Linked DNA regions of Homo sapiens: regions 1, 2 and 4 are each linked to region 3. A link is a contact called in ENCODE Hi-C or POLR2A ChIA-PET data. All regions are on one chromosome and are shown on one strand. The core of a region is the stretch at or near the end of the contact, and the rest is flanking DNA. Distances in the headings are between cores, read along the strand shown.

The links. Hi-C counts contacts between places; a loop is a spot of excess contacts on that map. ChIA-PET counts read pairs that join two places held with the same protein, here RNA polymerase II (POLR2A). Pooled maps may share reads with other maps.
Region 1: a pooled map shows a loop between it and region 3 (7-fold over the local background). The contact joins two enhancer-like sites. A Hi-C loop is called at or near these places in 2 of 168 maps with a recorded cell type or tissue (MCF 10A and endothelial cell of umbilical vein), 4 of 37 single-sample maps with no recorded cell type and 10 of 50 pooled maps.
Region 2: POLR2A ChIA-PET joins it to region 3 with 12 read pairs in IMR-90. The contact joins two enhancer-like sites. A Hi-C loop is called at or near these places in 1 of 168 maps with a recorded cell type or tissue (naive thymus-derived CD4-positive, alpha-beta T cell) and 4 of 50 pooled maps. POLR2A ChIA-PET finds 5 or more read pairs at or near these places in 1 of 52 experiments (IMR-90).
Region 4: a map of IMR-90 shows a loop between it and region 3 (6-fold over the local background). The contact joins the promoter of RBMS1 here to the enhancer-like site in region 3. A Hi-C loop is called at or near these places in 3 of 168 maps with a recorded cell type or tissue (IMR-90, heart left ventricle and naive thymus-derived CD4-positive, alpha-beta T cell) and 11 of 50 pooled maps.

What each region holds. Positions count from the first base shown.
Region 1 is chr2:160,423,884-160,429,697 of GRCh38, forward strand. All of the region lies in intron 1 of RBMS1 (RNA binding motif single stranded interacting protein 1), which reads right to left. Among named protein-coding and RNA genes, the nearest start is that of MIR4785, 19 kb to the left of the region's middle. Within about 2 kb of position 4,393, at least 15 of the 41 ENCODE cell types and tissues checked have a DNase peak (open chromatin) inside an H3K27ac peak, as active enhancers do.
Region 2 is chr2:160,471,419-160,476,784 of GRCh38, forward strand. The region is part of intron 1 of RBMS1 (RNA binding motif single stranded interacting protein 1); the gene reads right to left. Among named protein-coding and RNA genes, the nearest start is that of RBMS1, 20 kb to the right of the region's middle. RefSeq lists an enhancer at 5,360-5,366. Within about 2 kb of position 2,478, at least 2 of the 41 ENCODE cell types and tissues checked have a DNase peak (open chromatin) inside an H3K27ac peak, as active enhancers do.
Region 3 is chr2:161,061,577-161,066,877 of GRCh38, forward strand. No RefSeq gene overlaps it. Among named protein-coding and RNA genes, the nearest start is that of TANK-AS1, 96 kb to the right of the region's middle. Within about 2 kb of position 2,240, at least 3 of the 41 ENCODE cell types and tissues checked have a DNase peak (open chromatin) inside an H3K27ac peak, as active enhancers do.
Region 4 is chr2:160,491,543-160,496,999 of GRCh38, forward strand. It overlaps RBMS1 (RNA binding motif single stranded interacting protein 1), which reads right to left and starts at 2,265. Exons shown (of 14, transcript NM_016836.4): 1 at 1,747-2,265. The coding sequence starts at 1,821. RefSeq lists an enhancer at 1,806-2,326 and a silencer at 2,513-2,692.

The sequences.
Region 1 (5,814 bases), core at 3,143-5,642, 640 kb before region 3:
TATCTGTCCATTTCACTGGAGGGTAAACTCGTCCAGAGCATCCGGTCTACCTCAATGCCTTGTACACTGTTACAACTCTAGAAAGAAAAGTTATTTAAAATTTATTGACTTGGAAGTTCAAGAAAAAAAGTGCCATTTCTTTTTTTTTTTTTTGAGACAGAGTCTCACTCTGTCGCCCAGGCTGGAGTGCAGTGGTACAATCTCAGCTCACTGTAACCTCCGCCACTTGGGTTCAAGTGATTCTCCTGCCTCAGCCTCCCAAGTAGCTGGGATTACAGGCGCCCGCCACCACACGCTGGCTAATTTTTGTATTTTTAGCAGAGACAGGTTTCACCATGTTGGCCAGGCTGGTCTCAAACTCCTGACCTCAAATGATCCACCCGCCTCAGCCTCCCAAAGTGCTGGCATTACAGGCATGAGCCACCGCACCCAGCCAAGTATCATTTCATAAAATTAAGAATTTAAGCCAGAGGTGAGAGATTGGGGGGGGGGGGAAACAAAAAGAAAGATGTCTCATACTTATTAGCACTCTTACTGTCTGTTTTGTCTGGTTTTCACTCAGAAAGCCTTCAGAATCTGAGAAGCACGTTTTCTCTCATGAGTGAAAATACTCTCAAATGCATTTGGGACTGCTGGTCATTTCCAAAGTGCAGGGGAATGAAGCCCCATTAACTGGCCACTTCTGGATGTTCATGCTATAACCGGGAAGCTGAGCAACTGAATTTTAAACTGCTGTTTGGGTTCTTCTTCAACCCAACATTCAGTTAAAAACTTTATATGATTAAAAAAATACATATTTGGGTCTTCTTATGACTACTGTCTATTCACTCACAAATGACTATATGAATAGCAGAAATTAAGAAAGATTTTACAGAATGTTTATAACCTTTCATGTTAAAAAAATAAAAGGCAGCAAAGGGATGAAGAATTGAGAACTCTTTCTTGGTATTTATTTTTGTCCCCTGGGCAACTAAAAAGGGGGAAAAAATGAGCAGCAATAGGAAGGTGGGGGATTTAAAAATCCTTAAAAAAAGACTGCCTTAAAAATAATCAGGAATTGATCATCTATTCACAGATAAATTATTAAGATGAAGATCTGAAGGATTAAAAAAAAAAAGTCTTCAGATCCCTATTAGACCTTAATTTTGGCTCCTAAATGGAATATGGTCAATAAAAAATGACTGCTTCCCTTCTTGGAGTCTGAAGTTAAATTATCATCTCCATTCCTGCCAGTGTGGCTGCTTAAATGGGGCAGTGTGAAGTGAGAGCATTTAAAAGCACTACTATTTTTTATAAGGTAGTCCAGAATCTCAAGTTTAACGGTATACACTTGTTCAGTGCCTCTGTAAATAAATAATTTCTTACTACTATTACAGTGAATCCTTTTTAACCTAAAGGGAGATGATTAGGTCTCTTAAATTTTTCAAAATAACATTTGTCTTCCAGCTGGCTTTTAATTAATTTATATTTTCTTAGCTCCCTTAAAGGCTAACTAAAAGAAAACACAAAATGCTTACATTTTATAATTCCCTAACAATGTTCCTCATCTATTCATTCAGTCAGTGTTTACAGGGAGTCTAAAACCACCGGGTACTGTGCATGGAGAAGGAGGCCTTATATAAGGTAGCTGAGGGGCCATGAGCAAGCAATGCTGGAAGGAAGGAGAAGCAATGAGGTAGAGGAATCATCACTTGGAAAGTGAATCACAGGACAGTGAGACTCAGAGAGTAGAAGAATGGCAGTAGACAGTAAGAAGCAAAGCAGCCGGACTCTAACCCAGCTAAACAAAGAGCAACTACAGCAGAAATGGCAGAAGTTCAAGGGGAAAAATTCAAAACTCCTGCTCTTGATTTTGTGCCTTGAATGGAAAACTGTCATCCAACTGGTCTCCATAGACCCACCTAGGAGGCTGCTTTCTCAGGTTCTGTTGAGATCGGGTTTCATAACTAAGATTCTTATTCCCTTATATATTCTTAGAACAATTCCACCTCATTACTTAACACAAACAGTAGTGGGTCTCTATTACTGTGCTTGCAATCAGAAGTATCCTGCTAAACAAGCACTAATAAAATTGTGCAAGAAACTGCTTCTTGTAAGTTAGTACTTAGCAACAGCAAGTCCACTTAAGAAGGAAATAATTTAATGTCAGGCAGCACCACCTGCTCATTTAAGGCAAGTTATTAAATTATTTCCATGTCTTTCAAAACACTTATATTAAGAAAAATCTGCAGTCCTTGCACTTCCACGATTGGCAGGCACCATGTTCATTTTATCATCCCAATTAAAGTGTTGCCTGGTGTCCAAACGAAAGAAAGGAAGAAAGAGAGAGAGACAGAAGAAAGAAAGAAAGAAAGAAAGAAAGAAAGAAAGAAAGAAAGAAAGAAAGAAAGAAAGAAAGAAAGAAAGAAAAGAAAGAAGGAAGGAAGGAAGGAAGGAAGGAAGGAAGGAAGGAAAGGAAGGAAGGAAAGAGGGAAGGAGAGAGGGAAAAAAAGAAAAGAGTCTTCTCATACACAATCTAAGCTGTCTCTAATTTTTTAAAAGGAATGGCAAGATACATGCTCCCTCTCCCTCAACAAACATAAAAATTAGATTATCCTTTATCAAATTTAAAATGTTTTTAATGTTTATATTTTAGTGTCTCTGAAAGAAACTATCATGTGACATACATGAGTTAATTTTATTTGTTGCCAATTCTTATAAAAAGTGGATATAGATGTTGTTAAAGTAGGTTTTAGAGATTCCATTTTAGTTTCAAGTGTATACCTTTTAAGTCAAAGGAGGTACTTTGTTTGCTATTAGAAGCCAACAGATTTTTGACAAGATGGTCTTAAGGACTGTGTTATATTTAGGAATGAGCGCTTCCTCTCCAGATCTGTGCCGCCACCTCATTCCGGGTGACTTCTAAACAACCTAGGGTCACAGTGGCCTCTCTTTAATTAGTATCTCACTGCTGGAGGGAGGGGAGCATGTCAGGGGGAAAAGAATGTAAGAAGACATTATAAACAAAGGTCTTCAAGGCAACTTAGTGGTTTGGTCAAGGAATGGAAGAAAGCCTAGCTCCTTTTTTGTTACCAAAGTAAGGCCGGAAACGGTTTTGATTCCTACAAATTGAGATGGTTGGAATTTTTCTGTATGTTTGTTAATTCTGCCTTAACGTGTTAGACTTTATCTCTAATCAATTTGATAGCCTATGACTGAAAACTCCACATTCATTGTTTAGATGACAAAATAATGATCCATAAAGAAAACAGAAGATTCAGTGGACACTTTTCCATCTAAGGGATGATTCCATTAAGGTTTTAGCAATATCCAAGTTACGTTAATACAACATTTTCCTTCTTTAAAATAAAGAAGTATAATATTTAGGAAAGTAGAGGTCAATAATAACTATCTAAGAGATATTTTTTAAATCCATCATAGCTAAAACTGTACCTCCCATATATATACCTACAACTAATTTTATGAGGCCAGGAACAAAATTCTATTTAAATTGAGCTCACTGCAATAAATAAATGAGTGAATAGGTAAAGAGAACTGAGTCAAAAATAAATTTTACCTGAAAATCAAGAATGACACAATTAAAAAAATTGTTAAAGCCTAAATATATAAACATATATGTTTATCTGTATCTATATTTATGTCTATCTGATGGTATATATTAATACATAGAGATTTCATATAGATCCAATTCCACAAGGGAATTACATTTTTAAAATATCAAAGACTAAAATTCTTGAAAACTAAGACGGTTATCTGTATGAATAAGGAACACTTTTAGAATATTAATTCTTCAGTTAAAAACACTGACACTGATTAATGGTTTCTGTTGGGTATTATTTACAAGAAATCATCTCAGCAGGGTGCCTGTGTCCAGTTTCATAATCACATAGTACACTCACCCTACAGGATTATGTTCTAGGCAAGTTCGAATGTTAAGTTGAATTTCATTCTCTTCAGGAAGTGACTTTTACTCAAGATTGAATACAGCTGTTAGCACAGATCACTGTTCCAAAAACATTTCTATGAGAGCTGGAAGAAAACACCATTTTAAGAAATGCAAATTCACTTTCATTATTTCAAATCTGTGCAAGCAAAGCTGGAAGGGAATCTCTGGTCTCTGTTTGTTAGTTAAATTAGGTTATTATAAATATTTAAGAGAAAACATGCAGGATGGCTACGAGATGGCTATAAGACTTTCCATGTACTTCTGGAGCCTACATATTTTAATCACCAGTTTGTTTATAACAAATACAGTGGCTTGGTTTTTGTTTCAAAAATCAAAGTTATACTCAATTTCTCCTTAAATTTCACTCTCTAATACAACTTGGTTTTCTCTCTTTATATTCACAGAAATGTAGCCTGGCAAAAAACGTGGGGTGGCCTCAGCAGAGGAAATGCTGCCAGCTGAAAACACCGGATGTAATCGAGACCACAAGAGACACAGACTTAGTTATAAATGTCGAACTAAAAAGAGGTATTGGAAAGAAACAAAGTCTAACTTTTTATTGGCTGGATTAATTATTGTAGTGAAATCTTGCTATTTCATAGTTTAGTCCCAAACAAAACAGCATGTCGGGGAATTATTTTTATAATCCTAGGTTCCACTTTCTAGAGCTTTAAAAGAAGAAGAAGAAGAAGAAAAAAACTCTATGGATTCTTACCATCCCTGGCCATTTTCCTACTACTGTGGGTAGGAGAACAGAGGTTTTGGGTGTCAACCTACGAGACAGTACAGGATAGGTTGGATCGGCTTCCACAAATAGCTGGGAAAAGAGCATTTTTAAAGAATGTCTTTTAGCATCACAGAAATGTCCTTTTACTATATAAAGAACCAGAATAAATCTGTCTATAGATGGACCCGTAACAGACTAAGTTAATTAGTATTATTAATTCTCTTTGGCAATGGGGTGGGGATAAGAAAACTTAATTTACAAAGTCTGTAATAGCTGTTTTTCTATTCCCGCCCTTTGACATTGTGCTTCCTTTTGTATGGCGTAATGGTGATAACCATGTTCCTTCCCTATTGGCTATGAAAATCCAAATTTGAATTCAAGACAAGCATAACACTTTGGGATCCCTATGATCCTCCTAGTTTGGCTATTAGTGCTTTCCAAGCTGCACTTTTCAACAGTTATCTATTGCTTTCTATGTAAAGATTGTTTCAATTAAATACATTTGTCTGTTCAAAAAATAATTCTTCAGGCAAAAATTTAAAATTTAATTTACTTTTTAGCCAGGGAAAATGATATTTTAATTGTCAAAATATAATAGTTTTTATTTAAGACCCTGACTAAAGGGAGCAGTTAGCAGTTTTTGCACTTTAAAGTTAACAGGAAGTCTCCTTTCTTCCTTTTTTTTCATATAATATGATCAATGTTTCTTGGAAAGGTTAACATTTCTCATAAGAGATTAAAGGACCCACCATAACTCACACAGGAGAAAGTGGGCATCTTCTGATGGTAAGAACAGGTCATTTTTGAAACTATGTTGTTATACATGTCAGCCATCTTATTAAGTAAGCTCTTGGAAAAAATAAAAGAAAATCTTTTGCCACTAGAGGGAGTTCAAAATTCCCTTTGTATCAGTAAACACGTAAAGTGCATTTAACCTCTGAAACAATAAAAACTATGATTGTAGTACACTTTTTAAAAAATTAAACAATAAGACTAAATCAAGAATTAGGTTTTTGGGGAATATATCTTTTCCTTCAGTTAGAATAGCTATGGTGAATATATGCCATGGTTATTATGTACAGCACACATATGTTAAAGGTAACTTAATAATTTTAATATCTGGAAGCAGTACAATGAATAA
Region 2 (5,366 bases), core at 1,228-3,727, 590 kb before region 3:
TAATTTAAAGGAGATATTTTAAGTTTATAAAGTCATAACTAAATTTATTCATCAACTTATGGAAAAATTAGGAATAGAGGAAAATGTTTGAAATACATATTTTTGGGGAGAGAGAAGCATATTACAAATATGTGTGAATCACAATGCTGGGTTGTTTAAAGAATATCTGGAGCAACTGGTTGATCTCTCGCAACTCACAACTTGTACTCCAAGAAACTCCCTCCCTCATTTCCAAAAGTAGAGACAAAATCATGTTTGGGAAATCCTTTGGTGTATATATATATATATATATATATATAACCTTTCATACATTCTGATTATAAGTAGAAGTCCACTAGGTATTAGAAGAAGTGAAGAGGATTTATACTCTAAGAGAAAGTAAAGGACAAAAAGTTGTTTGTATTAAGGGCTCTAAACTACAAGTTTCAGGCCAGGGTTAGAGGGAGGCAAACATTTCATTTCTCATTGAAAAATTACATTTTAGGAACTGTTTTGATATTTTGAGGTACACTAGCACTCAATCATTCAAGTATCCTGCTGTAAATCTATTTATCGGGCTGACAGTTATTTATGTTTTGCTAAATAACAGGTAAACTTGTATGAAGCAGTTAAATCCTCTCTCTAGAAACATGCTTAACAAATTTCCAAATTTCAGACAACAGACTAGAAAACAGAAGCAAAAACAGCTGGCGTCACTGGCTTCAGTGACCTAAATTGAGCCCAAATCTTCCTCCTCGTTTTGAGTCAGGCATTTTTGTGTCAGTTGACATAACTATATTTTATTCTGGTGTTGATGTAAACTATTTCTCAGAATTACAAAGCCAAACATTTCTGGGAAACAGGCAGAGAAAGAAAACTTCAATAAAAACCCAATACCTACATTAAAAATATATATATTTGTATTTCTGAGTGATAGAACTATAAATCAATCTCTTAAATATTTCTATTTTCCTCAAAAAAAATTGCTTCAGTTGTGTGTCATTCCCTTTTACTGTTGCTAACAACACCGAAGGATAAAACATTCTGGCCGAGCTATAACTATAAAATTAGCCTAACTAACTTTAACAAAATATGATGTGAACTTAAAAGTTAGCTTGTGTTTTGTTTCATTTTAATCGATAATATTGTTGCCTCTTTGCATGTGCTATTTTTTGAAAATGTCTGAAAGAGGAAATCAGGAAATGCATTTTGTATTAATTTCTAGTGTTATTTTCAAACAAATAAAATTCACTTTGTAATTAAATACAATCTCCCTTTTTTATACAAGCTTAAATAAAAGTCCAAATAAGGTGAGTGCTTAAGCTCAGTTGCAAACAATATAAGTATTGCATTCTTTGACAGTCACAGAAATAATTCTCATTCAGTGATCCTTTTATTATTGCTATCTTTAGTTTCCATGGGGGTTTATGTGAATAAAATAAAATAAAATCCCACACGTACTCAGATAGAATTACAAATGAATGTTCTCTATTCCTGTTTATGTTAAGAGTTCCAAGAATGACTATCATGAGTACACATAATGGTGCTCTTTTAGCAGTGCTGACATAAAAGGGCCACTCAACTATGTTGTTTAATTGTATATATTCCAATGCTAGGCAACTCTCCAAACCTTATTGTAAACATTGTATAAGGTCTGTAAGTTTGGCAGAATAATGGAGCTCAGGCTTTTACAGTTAACGCTAAGTGACAGTTGACTTCTCTTTAGGATTGTATACATTGTTTGCCTTGATTAGTGCAGATTGCTCTGTCACGTAAAACAAGCTGGCATTTGGAAACTCAGCCTAATGTTGCGCTCTAAGGTTGTCACTTTTTCCCCATGCACACTGACTTGGTGCAGTGTTTTGTTTCCAGGTCTATAGAAAAAAGTAATCTATTACAGATTCTTGTGTTAAGGCTAGAAATAGAATAGAATAGGAATATTCAATCAACTGCTGTATTGAACATGTATTAAGTACACAGGTATTATGTAGCAACAGAGAGATTTTGTTAATTTCATGGAATTTGTCATTTAAAAGTATTTTTAGGCAAAATTCATGTTTTTATATACTCTTGAAGCAGACCCTAATTTCTGTGCTATGATTAAGGAGGAAGGAAAGGCAGAGAAACATAGGATAAAAGGTAGTACATTCCTACCCTTGAGTTTTATAAGAATGAGGCTCATTTACTGTTCAAAGGACATTGTTTATACATTCCAGACTTCCATCTTATAATTGCTCTAGGATTTGTAAAAAGGAAATCTCAGCAGGGCAGCAAAATTTATTCAAAGCAATAGCTGCACATAATTGGTATAAAATACCAGAACAGTCTGCTCTGAAAACTCTTTTTCTCAGCAACGCAGATTTCCACCCCCTCAACTCTCTTTCCATATGCAAATAAAGTTTGACTACTTCTCCTCTATTACTTGAGTCTTTTCTTCCTCTACTCAGATAATCTATTTTTTAAAGGTCCTATAAATATTTTCAATACCTTTTATATGAAAAACTTTTTTGATGCCCATTTGGTTTTAGTAGTGTTTACCTGGTTACTATGACAACAGGTAAGAAGAACTCATGTTGTAGAGGAAAGCTAGTTTTATCTTTATATTTTCATAAAACATTATGAGTTAATTATGTGTTTTATCATACATAAAGGTTAAAAACTTCTCTGCTGTGTTATTACCATCTCAAGAACTCAATTAAATGAACAAAGGAACATAAGTTTGAGTCTGGATATTATTATTCAAATTTGAAAAATATATTAAAAAAAAGGTGAGTCACAAAGTGTGGCATATCCCATACATTACAACCACGAGTCTAGAGTGTTAGCTGGACTTCTGACAAAATTCCTTCAGAGGTAAAATAAAAAGAAACAAAATAACAGCATCTTCCTGTTTAAAGGGACATGTTCATTCTAAAAGTTATTTCCAACAAGTTCTTTTTTGTGTGTGTTGATGAACAAGCGTACAATAGCTTTGCTAATTTAATACCACTTTAAAACATCACTTGATAGGATTTGGGCAGATTTTCTTTACTGATATGACTGCAAGATCATGGGATTTTGCGGTTGTTCTTTTTGAAAGAGAAAAACATCTCCGTGAAACCAGAAACACCACCTCTCAATAGGAAGGATTAAAAAACATTCTTCAGTCGTGATGGTTGCCTAATAATGTGAACGTATTCAACGCCACTGAATTGTACACAAAAAATGGTTAAAATGACAAATTTAACATTATTTACCACAATAAACAAAACAAAACTTCTTGAGTACGTATGTACAGGAAGAGTCATTTCAAACATTTGTCATAATCAAACTTAGAGCTTGTTCCTTTTAAAATGCAAAATCTCTGATATAATTCTTATGACCTATTAAAGACAGATTAAATAAAGCATAATGTGGAAAAGGTAGGCAAAAAGTAGGCTTGAGTAGTGTAAGAATAACCAGAAAACAAATATCCATTAACTCAATGTCCTGCAAAGTATTTTCAGTTGCGTCGCAAGTAATATATCGTATTTATGGTGTGATAATCTTTCACATTCTTGTTGAATAATTATGAGATTCAAGTGATTGTTTTTTTCAGGTTATGGACTTAAGATAATGCAGATTTCTGAAGACAGCCTAAAAAATCCCACTAATAACTAATTTTCTTAGAAAGTTTCCATTATTGTTTTGCAATAGACCTGTAAAAATGCTATGGTAGGCACTCACTACTGCTTATCTAATTCATTTGAGTAATCACAGCAGATTTTTAAAAAGGCAATGGGTAGCCATGTTAACTGAAAGAAATGAAACTATCCATTAAGAAAAGTAGTAAGCAGCCATTCCTTTATTCAACAAAATTTACTGATTCCCACACTTCATTCGCCTCTCCACCTTTTCCCCTCTATCCTGTGACCTGGGGGCCGACCACAGGCCCTGCATCACTGGTATCCTCCTCTCTCGGGCTTCCTATTGGTTCCAATTGGAGGCACTGGCAGATCTAAGGGTAGGAGGAAAGTGAGACATAACTGGTCCACATGGGCTTAGTCCTTGGCTGAAGGTCATCACCTCTCTCAGGGAGCCCCCAGCACTGGGCTTCCCCTCCAGGTTCTGGTAACTGCTCCCACCCTTTGCTCTTTCAGACTTTGAGTAGTAAAAGCACTCGTATTTTGCTGGCCTCAGAAAATGTCGTTGTCTCTTTTAGGTTTCCCTAAGACCTGCCAACACATTTGTAAACATTCCTTAAATACCAAGTTTGCGTATGTATGTCATGCATTGCCTATCAGAATCCTAACTAATATAATCACATATTCTTGTCAGACACAGTTTTAGGTCCTTAGAAACCCTGAGCAAATCCTGAGAAATATTGTTTTTAGATATGTAGCCATTTATTTTGCTTTTTAAAATTTAATTGCTTTTCAATTAATAATGCCCCATCCATATGTTATTTTTTAAATTATACTAATAGAGTAGAATGGGCCCCCCATTTTTTTTTTTTTTTGAGAAGGGTTCTCACTCCATCACCCAGGCTGGAATGCAGTTGTGTGATCTTGGCTCACTGCAACCTTCGCCCCCCGAGCTCTGTCAATCCTCCCGCCTCAGCCTGTCATGTAGCTGGAACTACAGGAACAAGCCACCACATCCAGTTAATTTTTGTATTTTTTTGTAGAGATGGGGTTTTGCCATGTTGCACAGGCTGGTCTCAAACTCCTGGACTCAAGTGATCCACCCACCTCGGCCTCCCAAAGTGCCGGGATTACAGGCATGAGCCACCACACCTGTCCACCGCCTCCCTTTTCTATACACATTATATTCATGATATTTAACTTAAGATAGTCATTGAATACTTGGTTTTTTGCATTTTATGAAGTGTTTATGTGACAACGACAAACTAACTTGGTAGTGATTGCCTTTGGGGACACTATGAGCAAGTCTCATAGTAAAGCTTGAGATTGAGAATATTACTTAGGTAATTTAGGCTAAAAGCTCATTTTTATCCTAATCACGTATGTATTTGAAGCAGAAGCATTTCATCACTAAAGAATTCTGTCTGTGCCTCATATTCCTCTTTATCATGTTGGTAAACAAAAAATATGGATTCAATTCAATAAACACTTACCAAGTACCTACTATGTGCAAAACATTGTAATAGGCACAAAACTGAACAAAACACACTTCTTTTTTTTTTTTTTTTTTTTTGAGACAGAGTCTCGCTCTGTCGCCCAGGCTGGAGTGCAGTGGCGGGATCTCGGCTCACTGCAAGCTCCGCCTCCCGGGTTCACGCCATTCTCCTGCCTCAGCCTCCCAAGTAGCTGGGACTACAGGCGCCCGCCACTACGCCCGGCTAATTTTTTGTATTTTCAGTAGAGACGGGGTTTCACCGTTTTAGCCGGGATGGTCTCGATCTCCTG
Region 3 (5,301 bases), core at 990-3,489:
TTCCCTACTTTTAAGGTTTTGGGATTTGGATTGATCAACCACTGGCTTCCTTGCTCCTCAACTTGCAGATGGCCTATTGTGTGACTTCACCTTGTGATCGTGTGAGTCAATTCTCCTTAATAAACTCCCTCTCATATATACATCTATCTTATTAGTTCTGTCCCTCTAGAGAACCCTCACTAATACAATGTCTCTCTGATATTCCACCATCTCTGTTCCCTGATAAATTCTCCTTTCCACTTCTTGCAAAGCTTATCTCTGGCTTATTGATGCAAGCCGATGGTCAGGATAAATACGGGGAATGTTTGAAAAAGACACAGATCTTGAACATACAAGACCTCTGTAACTCAGCCCTCAACACGTATCTGTTTTTCTCTTATTTTATCTAGGAATTAAAGTGAAACTTGTGGGGAAGAGGAAGCTACGGCTCATATTTCAAGGACTTGCAGCTGGAAGAAGACATCCACTGTTTTCCACCCTTTTCCCCAGCAGAAACCATCTCTATCCACCTCCCAGACCCTATTTATTGTATTTATTATCTGTGATGCACTTCACACACTATATGTAGTAGAGTTCCCTAAGATTCCCTTTAATTCATTGTTTCAATAACACATTTATTGAGCACTTATTATGACAAATCAATATATTAAAATGTTTCTCTTCACATGTGGTTTTGTGGAACACACACAAAATATGAAAGACCTGTTATCTGAATATTCTCATCTCTGGGCCATAAGAACTCAAACAGCCAAAAGAGCAATCAACGATTCCTTGTTCACTACTCACTTGCAAAATCTGTTTTAGAAATGAAACAGGATAATCTATCCAGCTGATAATCTAAAGTGAGTTATGTACCTTTTAGCAAAGTCTGGCCCAATGTCCCCCTTCTTATATTTCTTGGCTTTGGTTGGTTTTGTTTGTTTCTTGTGGGTTTTTTTTTTTTTTTTTTTTTTTGCCATTTTCTTTTCTCCTTTAAAATAACAGACATGGTAATTCATTTGTGATGCACTGAGAATCTTAATCTGGCACCAGCATTACTGGTAAGTTGCTTCCTTTCAGCATGAGATAGGACAGCTTACACTTGCTACAATGTATAAGACAGCCATTTTCATGCTTATACACAATAACAAGCTAAAGCTCACATTTTTTAACGTAACATCTGTGTTGCTTTCTCAGAAAAACAAGTAAAAACATGATGGTTTATTTTGGATGTGGAGGAGAAAGAATTCCAACAAACCACCATAGCAAAACACCCCAGTTAGCTTAAATGTTTTGGAGGATTTGGGGTGGGGAGAGGGGAGTACAGAAGAGAAATAATTACCTGTTTATTATCTCAGAGTCAAATTATAACAATTCACTAACTGAATCCAAGAATCACTGAATTCTAATTGACCTAGGATGCTGGGCAATGAAAAAAGGCTGGGACTGCTAAATTCAATGTTATGAGAGTATATCGTAATTTGTCATATTGTCCTTTTTCTTCCTTAATTTTCTAATAAGAACCCCTCTAGTTGAGCAATTTCTTTAGGGCCACTTAATGTTCTCATATAGGGGGCTTGGCTGTTGCAGAGTTTCTTGGTCAATGGGAGACTGATTGTACAAGCCAGCCCCAGAAGTCTGGACCTCCCTTGCTCTGCACTCATTTACCATGTGGTGTTACACAAGCGAAAGAGCAGCCAAGTCTCTCATTTAGAGCTAACTTTCATAGCCAAACAAAAGACAAATCTCCTATTAATCAAGAGCTGCACAGTCTTTGAGTTGAAGATGGTAACAGCTGTGCCAATACAAAGGAAAATATTTTCTGCATTATCTGCTTAATGTAAAGGCTGTGTAACATCTGTGCACAGGGCCGATTGCTAGAGTGCACTGCATTTTTAGCAAGGCAGCCAGAACTTCCAACAGGAATATGCCATTCAACCGGCAAATGCAGCAGAGCTCTTACATCATCTCGAATTTTCCCAAGAAGCTGACATTTTCAAATATGTAAGAGGCGCACCTTCAGCCCTTTCTACTTGTCACTTTTGATGTTTTGATTCTGGCTGCAAAAATCACAATTGCTATGATCTCCCTTCACTTTGGCTTGCCTGTTCTCAGCATTACTAGCTTTAAGGCTGCCAGACAGAAAGCTGTTGACTTTCCCTCTGAGACAGACAATGGCTTAACATGTAATCACTGGCCCCTCTTCTTCCCAACTCGATGTTTATTGCTAGCCTGTTGGCACACCCCCCAGACTGACTGTACCGGTTCTTAGTCTGAAAAGCATTCATCAGTCTTCACATTTCCAAGAGAAATGCCCCCTCTTGTGGTGTTTGCTGAATACTGCAGTCCTCGCTTCCAGCAAGAGAGCTGTGACACCCCACTTCCCACATAGACATGTGAGGAGACTAGGAACTCCAGTCCACCCAGTATTGAAAATTTTTAGCTTTTTGCTGTGACAGCTGAATCCTCTCTAACTGCATCAGGCTTTCAGATATAGATTGAACCGTATGAAAGTGCCAACAGTCAACCATTTTTGACCAATAAAGCAGCAATTTCATATAGTTCAATGTAAGCTAGGGAGGGAACTTCTTAGCTGAGCCCTGTGAATGGCAGCCAAGAGTGGAAATCTTTTCTACTCTAGTAACTACATTGAGGCACAATAAGGTAGAAAGGCAGTTCAGTATATTATCTCTATAATAAATAAACGTTTTTCAAGCCCTATATGCTAGACACTTTGCCAAGTTATGAACATAACCTTGTTAAGTTTCTTGTTCAATTGGCAGTTGATCATAAGGGCAAACTTAGAAATTTGGACGTTCTAGATTTGTCATTTGTTTATTAGGGACCATTGGTAAAATAAATGGCAAAATTATTTCTACCCCAGCACAAGCAGCTAGTTCTCTGAACAGTTTACTGGTCTCAATGCAAATAAATGTAAAATGGGGTGCTGTAGTTCCATCTGTAGATGTAATTATTTTGTAAGTATCCTATTTGTTTTTAATATGAGACAATAAATAGTGTGATTATGTCAAGTAATCTTTTTCAGCAATGTCAATTCATCATGCTAGCAAATTCTAAAAATAAAATTTTAATTATGTAATATTTAATATCACTGATGTCAAATGGGAACATCTGTAACCTCATATCAGAGACTCTTTATAATAAATAAATAGTTCCTAGAAATCAATAAGAAAAATCAACAACTCAGTATTGCAAAGAATGTTATTAGATGATTCACACATTTTTTAAAAAATGGTTTTAAACACAGGAAAGATGGTTGACTTCACCCAAAATTAGAGCTATGAAAACTAAACTGACATCAAAATATTATATTTACCTTTCAGCCTGGCAAAATTTAAAACTTTGTTCACACCCTCTTGGCAAAGTTATGAAGAAACAGGCACTCATAACATTTCTACTCTAAGTATAAATTGACACACTTCCTAGAAAGTACAATTTAACAAATTAACCACATCACAAATACATATACTACCAATGCAGAGCATTTCCAAGATAAATTATTTGGAGAAAAAAATAAAGGTATGGAACCATATGCATAATATGGTACTTTTTAGTTACAGCGGAGAGAGGATAACATTTTTTTTTTTTTTTGACAGAGTCTCATTCTGTCGCCCAGGCTGGAGTGCAGTTGTGCAATCTCGGCTCACTGCAACATCCACCTCCTAGGTTCAAGCGATTCTTGTGCCTCAGCCTCCCTAAAAGCTAGGATTATACGCACGCACCACCACACTCAGCTAATTTTCGTATTTTTTAGTAGAGACGGGGTTTCACCAAGTTGGCCAGGCTGCTCTCGAACTCCTGACCTCAGGTGATCTGCCTGCCTCGGCCTCCCAAAGTGCTGGGATTACAGGCATGAGCCACCAAACCCAGCCTAATATATCTATTACTATCTATTATCTAATAGTAATATACCTATTATCTAAAAATAACATAATATGCTTTATAAACATAAAGAAACTTTAGAAAAATGCCCATGAAAGTAATAACATTGGTCCATGGAAATAGACTAGGCAGATTGTGGAAAGAAAACATATTACTGCATTCTTATGTGGGGCTGGAGAAGGGGGGAAATACATGGAAATAGCACATATACATTAAATGTAATAGAATCATTTATGTCAGTAGGTTAAAAAAAAATCCCTCTTCTATCTTCAACAGATTTAATGATTGTGTGTTGATGCGTAGGAAAAGTGTAAGTAAAACTGTTTAAGGGCTTCCTTAACATTATTCCTTCATGATGAAATCTTGTCTGGCCCCAAACAAGCTAAGGGTGTCCCTTCTCAGCTCACTAGCAGTAACAGAATTCAAGACCTAGTGGAGTACCTGACCCCAAGATAAGAGCTCTGCTTGGTGCCCAACTTTTCTTCAAGACCTCAGGCCACTTTTAGCTCAACAGCAGATGTCCGACAGCCAGCAAATGAGCCAGTGTTGCTTGTTTCCATGTGAAATAAATTTAACTAATACTTAATAATTTAAAAGACAAGCAGTTCTCAGTCCTTCTGAGCCCTTTTCTTTCTGCTACTGTCAATATTCACGCATTAATTCATAACTCTGAGCACCTACTATACATTGCTTGCTGCTCTAGAAGCACCAGGTGGACCGCTCAAGAGTGCCCCCAAAACACCGCAGCTTAAATGACATATTCCAGGGTCAAGACTTAGCGGTGGGACTATTTCACTCCTTGTTGTTGACCTCCAGGAAGTTGAAATTTAGTGATTCACAGCTTAAGGGGGAGAGCATAAATAAGCCCACGCACAAACCCAGAAAGAAATCGAGTTAAAGGAGAGGACAAGATTGTTGAGCTTGGCAAAGTGATAAGTGGTGCATGAGCCTTTTGCCCCTAAAAACAGTGGATTTATTTTTAAGTACACACATGCATATACATCACTGACTAGACGTGTGACTGGGGCAGTCATTTCACTCTCCAACATTCCACATCTGTTCCCTAAAAAGTGAAAGAGCTTGAGTTAGATCAATGCTTCCCAACCTTTTTCCGTGATCACACCCCTACAGAGCCTTTTTAGACTCTTTTCCCATGTCACCCTCCATCATAAAATATCAATGCCACAGTTAAACTGTACAACTGAATATGCACTGTATGTATGTCTGCACTTTATACATAAAGAGTATTTTTTTACCTCCCAAGAGAATGCATGAATTATATCCACAAGAAGGATCTCCAAGATTCCTTCTTACTTTAAAACCAGGAGGATGGTGCAGTGTTGTGGAGAATAACTGTATGTACTTTGGTAACAGATGGATTTAAGTTCAAATCCTAACTCCACCTCTTGCTTATCACAT
Region 4 (5,457 bases), core at 1,015-3,514, 570 kb before region 3:
TAAATGGTATGGACTTGGTTTCTAACTTACTAATGGTATATAAAAATTACTAAGGTAAATGTGCCTGTAGAAACATGGCTTTTTTTCTTCCTCACCTGAGTGGGTGTATTTATTATTCATATTGTTAAGTGTTGAATAAGCTGTCCTTTAGGCACCCAATGCTGCATAATTTAAACAAGTGCATTAAATATATAAGATATCTAAAAGGTAGTGCATTGATTATGCCACAAAATTTCTTTGAACAGCTACCATGTAGCTCACAGAAAACTAGCATCTCCTGCAAGTTCCTAAAACAAATACTGTGAGAACTACACAGAGATGAATAAGGGGTATCCTTGCTGCTACCATCTTGCTGCTTTCTGGTGACCCAAAGTAAAGTGGGAATTGGGGGAAGTGAAAATGAGGCCCGGGATTGCTAGGACATTTCTGGTCTCGAAACTGACAAGTGTCCTTTTTACGTAGACAAATACAGGGCTATGTCGTAAGTACATGAAAACGTGGACCACACACATTCTAAGAAAGAAAAGGCTGAATCAGAGATTCTTTGTACCAGGCCGGAAATGCCCAACTACCAGCAAGCAGAGCATGATTACAACCTCCCAAAGAAAGTTCGGACACTGCATCCATACCTGATTCTTTTGTGATCTAGAAGGGCACCCAGAGTTGTGATAGATGTTAATGGCTGAAGAAGGCTGCTGCGTCCAACTTCCACCCTCCCAAATTCTGGCGGCTGCTTCCAAAGCAGTGAAATTTCCAGTCTTCATGGCCCAAATAATTTTTTTAAATGAGTTCGGGAGGCATCAAATTCTTATTGTAAAAATAAGATAGGCCCACTAACAAAGTACCCAGGGTCCCTAGAAAGCCAGGCGCAATTTGTATGGCTACATGTCATCAACTGTTGTTACCCAAGAGTGTGCCGAGGTCACTTTTTAAAAAGCAACATTGGAAATCGATCTGTGGCAAACATATAAGCTAGTTTTGTTTTTGTTTCTTTTTTAACCAAATACGAAGTCACTTCTTTCTCTGCACTGAAATCTGCCCATTGTCCCTCCTTTGCAAAACCTCTAGAGATTAGAAGGGACATCAATGAACGCGAGTGAACTTTGGCCACTTTTCTACCCAAAACACCAGCGTAAAAGTAGAAATCAGTAACCAGGTGAAGTGCCACACCGCACAAAGATCAGAGGCGAGGGGCGGGCGCTCAGGGCCGGAGGCGGGGAGGAAAATATCCCGGCCCCGCCGCCCCTCCAGCCCCAGTCATCGCGTGCGCGGGAGGTGGAGGGGCGTCCCTGGGGGGCGGGAGGCTCCGCGCCACGGCGAGGGGAGCGAAGAGTTACAGCTTACAGGGCGAGGCCCTTGGAGAAGGGGTCGAAAAGCCGGGCCACCAGCGGATCCAGACGCGCACACCAGGCGACGGCCGCCGGCCAGCCAGGGCTCGGCGAGGGGCGCCGCTCGACCCCACGACCCTCCCCGCTGGCCGGGCCAGGAAGGGGCTGGTGGCTCTTTCCTGTCTAGTCTCTCCCCCCGCGGCTTTCTGTAACCCGATCCCCGCACTCCGCTCCCAGGGAAGCCGCCGCCCCGCGCGCCGCCCGGCTCTGCCCAGGCCAGCGCTATAGTTAGCAACCTTCCAGCAACTCCGCCCGGCGGTGGCGGGGGTTCGCCGCGCGCCCCCCTCCCCAGGCCTGACCCTGCGCGCGTCCCCGGGCCCCCTCCTCCGGCCGTCACCTCTCCCCGGCGCCCCTTTACCTTGGCTTGCAGATACTGGGGGTAATAGTAGGTGGCGTACTGAGGGTACATCTGCTGTTTCCACACTTTGCCCATGAAGCTGGAAGGGAGCCTGCCGTGCAGGGTCGCGGACACTTTGGGGTTTCCAAGTCTCGGGCTCTCCTGCCTCTCCCTTTCCGGCGGCGGCGGCAGCGGCGGCGGCGGCGGCGGCTGCTGCTGCTGCCGCTGCTCCACCTCCCAGCCGGGACCAGACGTCCTCCTCCTCCTCCTCCTCTTCCTCCTCCTCCTCCTCCTCCTCCTCCTCTTCCTCCTCCTCCTCCTCCTCCCAGGCAGAAAGAAAGACACTGCAGAGCGCAGAGGGCACCCCGGACAGGGCGCTCCCAAGGAGTTTCCTCCCGGAGCCCGACTGCTCCGGGGCTGCCAAGGGCTGGCGCGCTGGCCGCGGTCCGCTCGGGCGAGCCGGCTGCGCGGGGCTGAGAGGTGATCAATACAAGTGGAAAGTGCGGCAGCGGCGGCTGCGCTTGGTGCCAGGCGGCATCTGGGGTGGGTGCGCCCGATGTGGAGAGAGGAGAGGGGCTGGCGTTCCGAGGCCGTGGGGGAAGGGCGGGCGGGGGCGGGGCCTGGGCGCCGCCGAGCCCGGGACCCGCTGGAGGTGAGGGCTGAGTTTTAACCACTCCTCACCTCCCAGGCTCGCGGTTGGACGGGCGGAAGCCCTGTGAGTCCAGATCGCTTTGTGTCGGGGGTGGGGAAATGGGAGTGGGAGTGGGGGTGGAGGGGGAATGCGGGGGGACCCAGCTTAAGAACTGCAGGGCGGGCACCTCTTTTGCTTTCCCGAGTTTTTATCTTCGTAAGGGGGAGGGGAAATAAGGGAAAAGAGGAAATCTGATTAATCGTTCACTTCCCACCGCCCAGTAATTTTTTTTCACAAGGGAAGGAAAATGATTTAATGCCCAACAAAGCTGGAGTCTGGACACCTGGGTTCTGTTCCTCCCACCCACCCCCGACCCGGGGCCACAAGACTAATCTAGGTGACCTTGGGAGGGTTAGCGTCCTTCGGTTTGGTTTTCCCAGATGTGAGACGTGAAATCATGCCCCTTGCACAAGGGGAGGCAAAGCACATACATACATACACACACACACACACACACACACACACCCCTCACAACATATAGACGGATCCTTCTAAGAGGGGGATGCCGCAAAGAGGCAGAATGTTATTAGAGGACACAATATAGACATCAGCTTTTCTCTGCCTCTTTCTAATGCTGCCAGACAGTCTGTCAACTCCCACTCAGGAGCAAGGAAACTCCCTGAGTTTGGAATATTTTAAGGCCATTTTGAAAGTCACGCTGGCATATTGTTGCAGTGTGCTTCAGTGACATATAAAATCAATCTCTCTTTCTGCCTCTCTCCATCTCCTAATTGTCACAGCTCTAGACAGCCTCAGACCAGCAGTGGTTCAGTTCACTACATAACTAGATATAATTTAATGGAATTAATTGGTCCCCGAAGCTGCCTGCAGAAGACTTTTATATTCCAGCTCAAAAAGAGAGCTAATACCAAAATGTACATACGGATAGCATAGGTAAGCAAGCATCCTCAAATTAGGGTTCCGGCACATCTAATAAAATGTAATAAAAAACTGTGTTTGTTATTAAATAGACCTTGTTTACTTTGTCATTTTGGTTTTTGAAGAGTCTTTTGTTAATAGCACAAGGTAAATTAAACTCAACTGGAATGCATTATTTTGTTAAACAGTTATTATTTTTATATGATAACATTTTAAAATAGGTTTAGTAAGATACTTTAAAACAATGACAAAATAAGGACCTGAAACCCTTATAATCGTTCTATGGTTTAGACAAATTTCTAGATCTTACATGTTTGACAAAAACAAAATAAATATAAGTATAGGTGAGAACATTTTGGCTCTGCCAGGAGGCAAATCATGTCCCTCTCATTTACCTATGTAAAAGCCTATAAGGAAGCTAATATTTACTATGTCTGCTATATTGTAGGCACTGTTGAGGTGCATGCAGACCTGAAAAGTGGAATGGGTCACTGTCAGACTAGGGGAGCCTAAAATATTTCCCATATTGTTTCAATGTGGGGCCTTTTAATGTTTTTAAACAGGGAACTGACATGAACTAAATTGTGCTTTAGGAAGACTAGGAATGATGGTTTGGAAGAGTGACAGAAGGAAGAGAAGTAAATCGAGAACAATCGCAGAAGTTCTAGGTTTGAGGTAATAAGGGAAACTACCAAACTTAGACTGTTCTACTTACTGTTTTTTCTGGATGATGGAAATTCAGCCTGTTTTAGAGAGCCCAAAAGCAGACCTACACTTGTATAGACACTTGATTTATGACTGAGTTGGTATTATAGCGCAGTGGAGAAAGAATGAACTTTTCAATAAATGATTCTGGGTCAACTGGCAATCATATGGAAAAAATGAAATGGGAGCCCTGCCTCACACATACCAAGGGAGGAGGGTGGAAAATTGAGGTGAATCATGACCTGGATGTGAAAAACAAAAGTATAAAGCTGTTAGAAGACAATATAGAAGAATACCTTTTTGACCCTGAAATAGGAAAGATTGGTTAAATAAGGGGAACAACAGTGTAAGATTGACAGATTTGACTGTTAACATTAAGAACACTGGTTCATTGAAGGATTTTATAAAAAGCGATAAAAGCCACTAAATACCTGTAATACATATAACACAAAAGGTTAGTATACAGAATGTATAAATAATCAATAAAAAAAGAGAACTTGTTAGAATATGAACAAAAGAATGAATGTGTATTTCACAGAAGCACAAATATTCAGAAAACATATAAAAAGATGCTCAAGTTCATTAGTAATAAGAGAAATGCAAATTAAAATAATACTACTATACCATTTCATATTCACCGGATTTGCAAAAATTAAGAACTCTAAAAATATTAAGAGTAGGTAAAAATGTGGAAGGGGGGAAATCTGAAAACACTGCTTCCTGGAGGAAGTATAAATTGGTCTAACCACCACTTTAGAAAACAATTTGGCATTCCTGAATTTCATTTGCATGTTTCCTACAACACAGTAACAGGTACGTACCTTAAATAAATTATTTTATATGTGCACCAGGAGAAATATACAGGAATGTTCATAATATGCAGAAAATAACTCAAATGTCTACCAACTGTAGAGTGGATTAAAAAGGTTTTAGTATATGCACACATTGGAGTCGTTGCAGAAACAGAAATGAATAAGCTGCAGTTAAAAGCATCAACATGGATCATTTCAAAACTGATGTTGAATGAAAAAGGCAAGTCAACAGAATGCATAAAGCATGATTCCATTTGTATGAAGTTCAAAAACAGAAAAAATAACTAAACAGTATGTTATGTAAGAATAGGTGCAAGAGTAGTTTTTAAAAACTTTTATAAGGAAAATCAAAAGTAAAATAACATAAAATTCAAAACAGTATCTCTTAGGAAGAAGAAGGATGAAGTATTTAAGGAGGGGCCGAAGGAGACCTCTAGAAATAGTAATGTTGGATGTTTTGCTCTGGGTTATTGATAACATGAGACTACATTTCAATACTTTTGTTTTAATGTTCATAAGTTCTTTTGTATTTTTGCTGTATTTCATGTGAAAACATTTTAAAACAAAATCAGCTTTTAATTTTAAGCATGATCATTTTCAAACAAATACAAAAGCAGAGGAACCCTCTGTTCCTAACATCCAGCT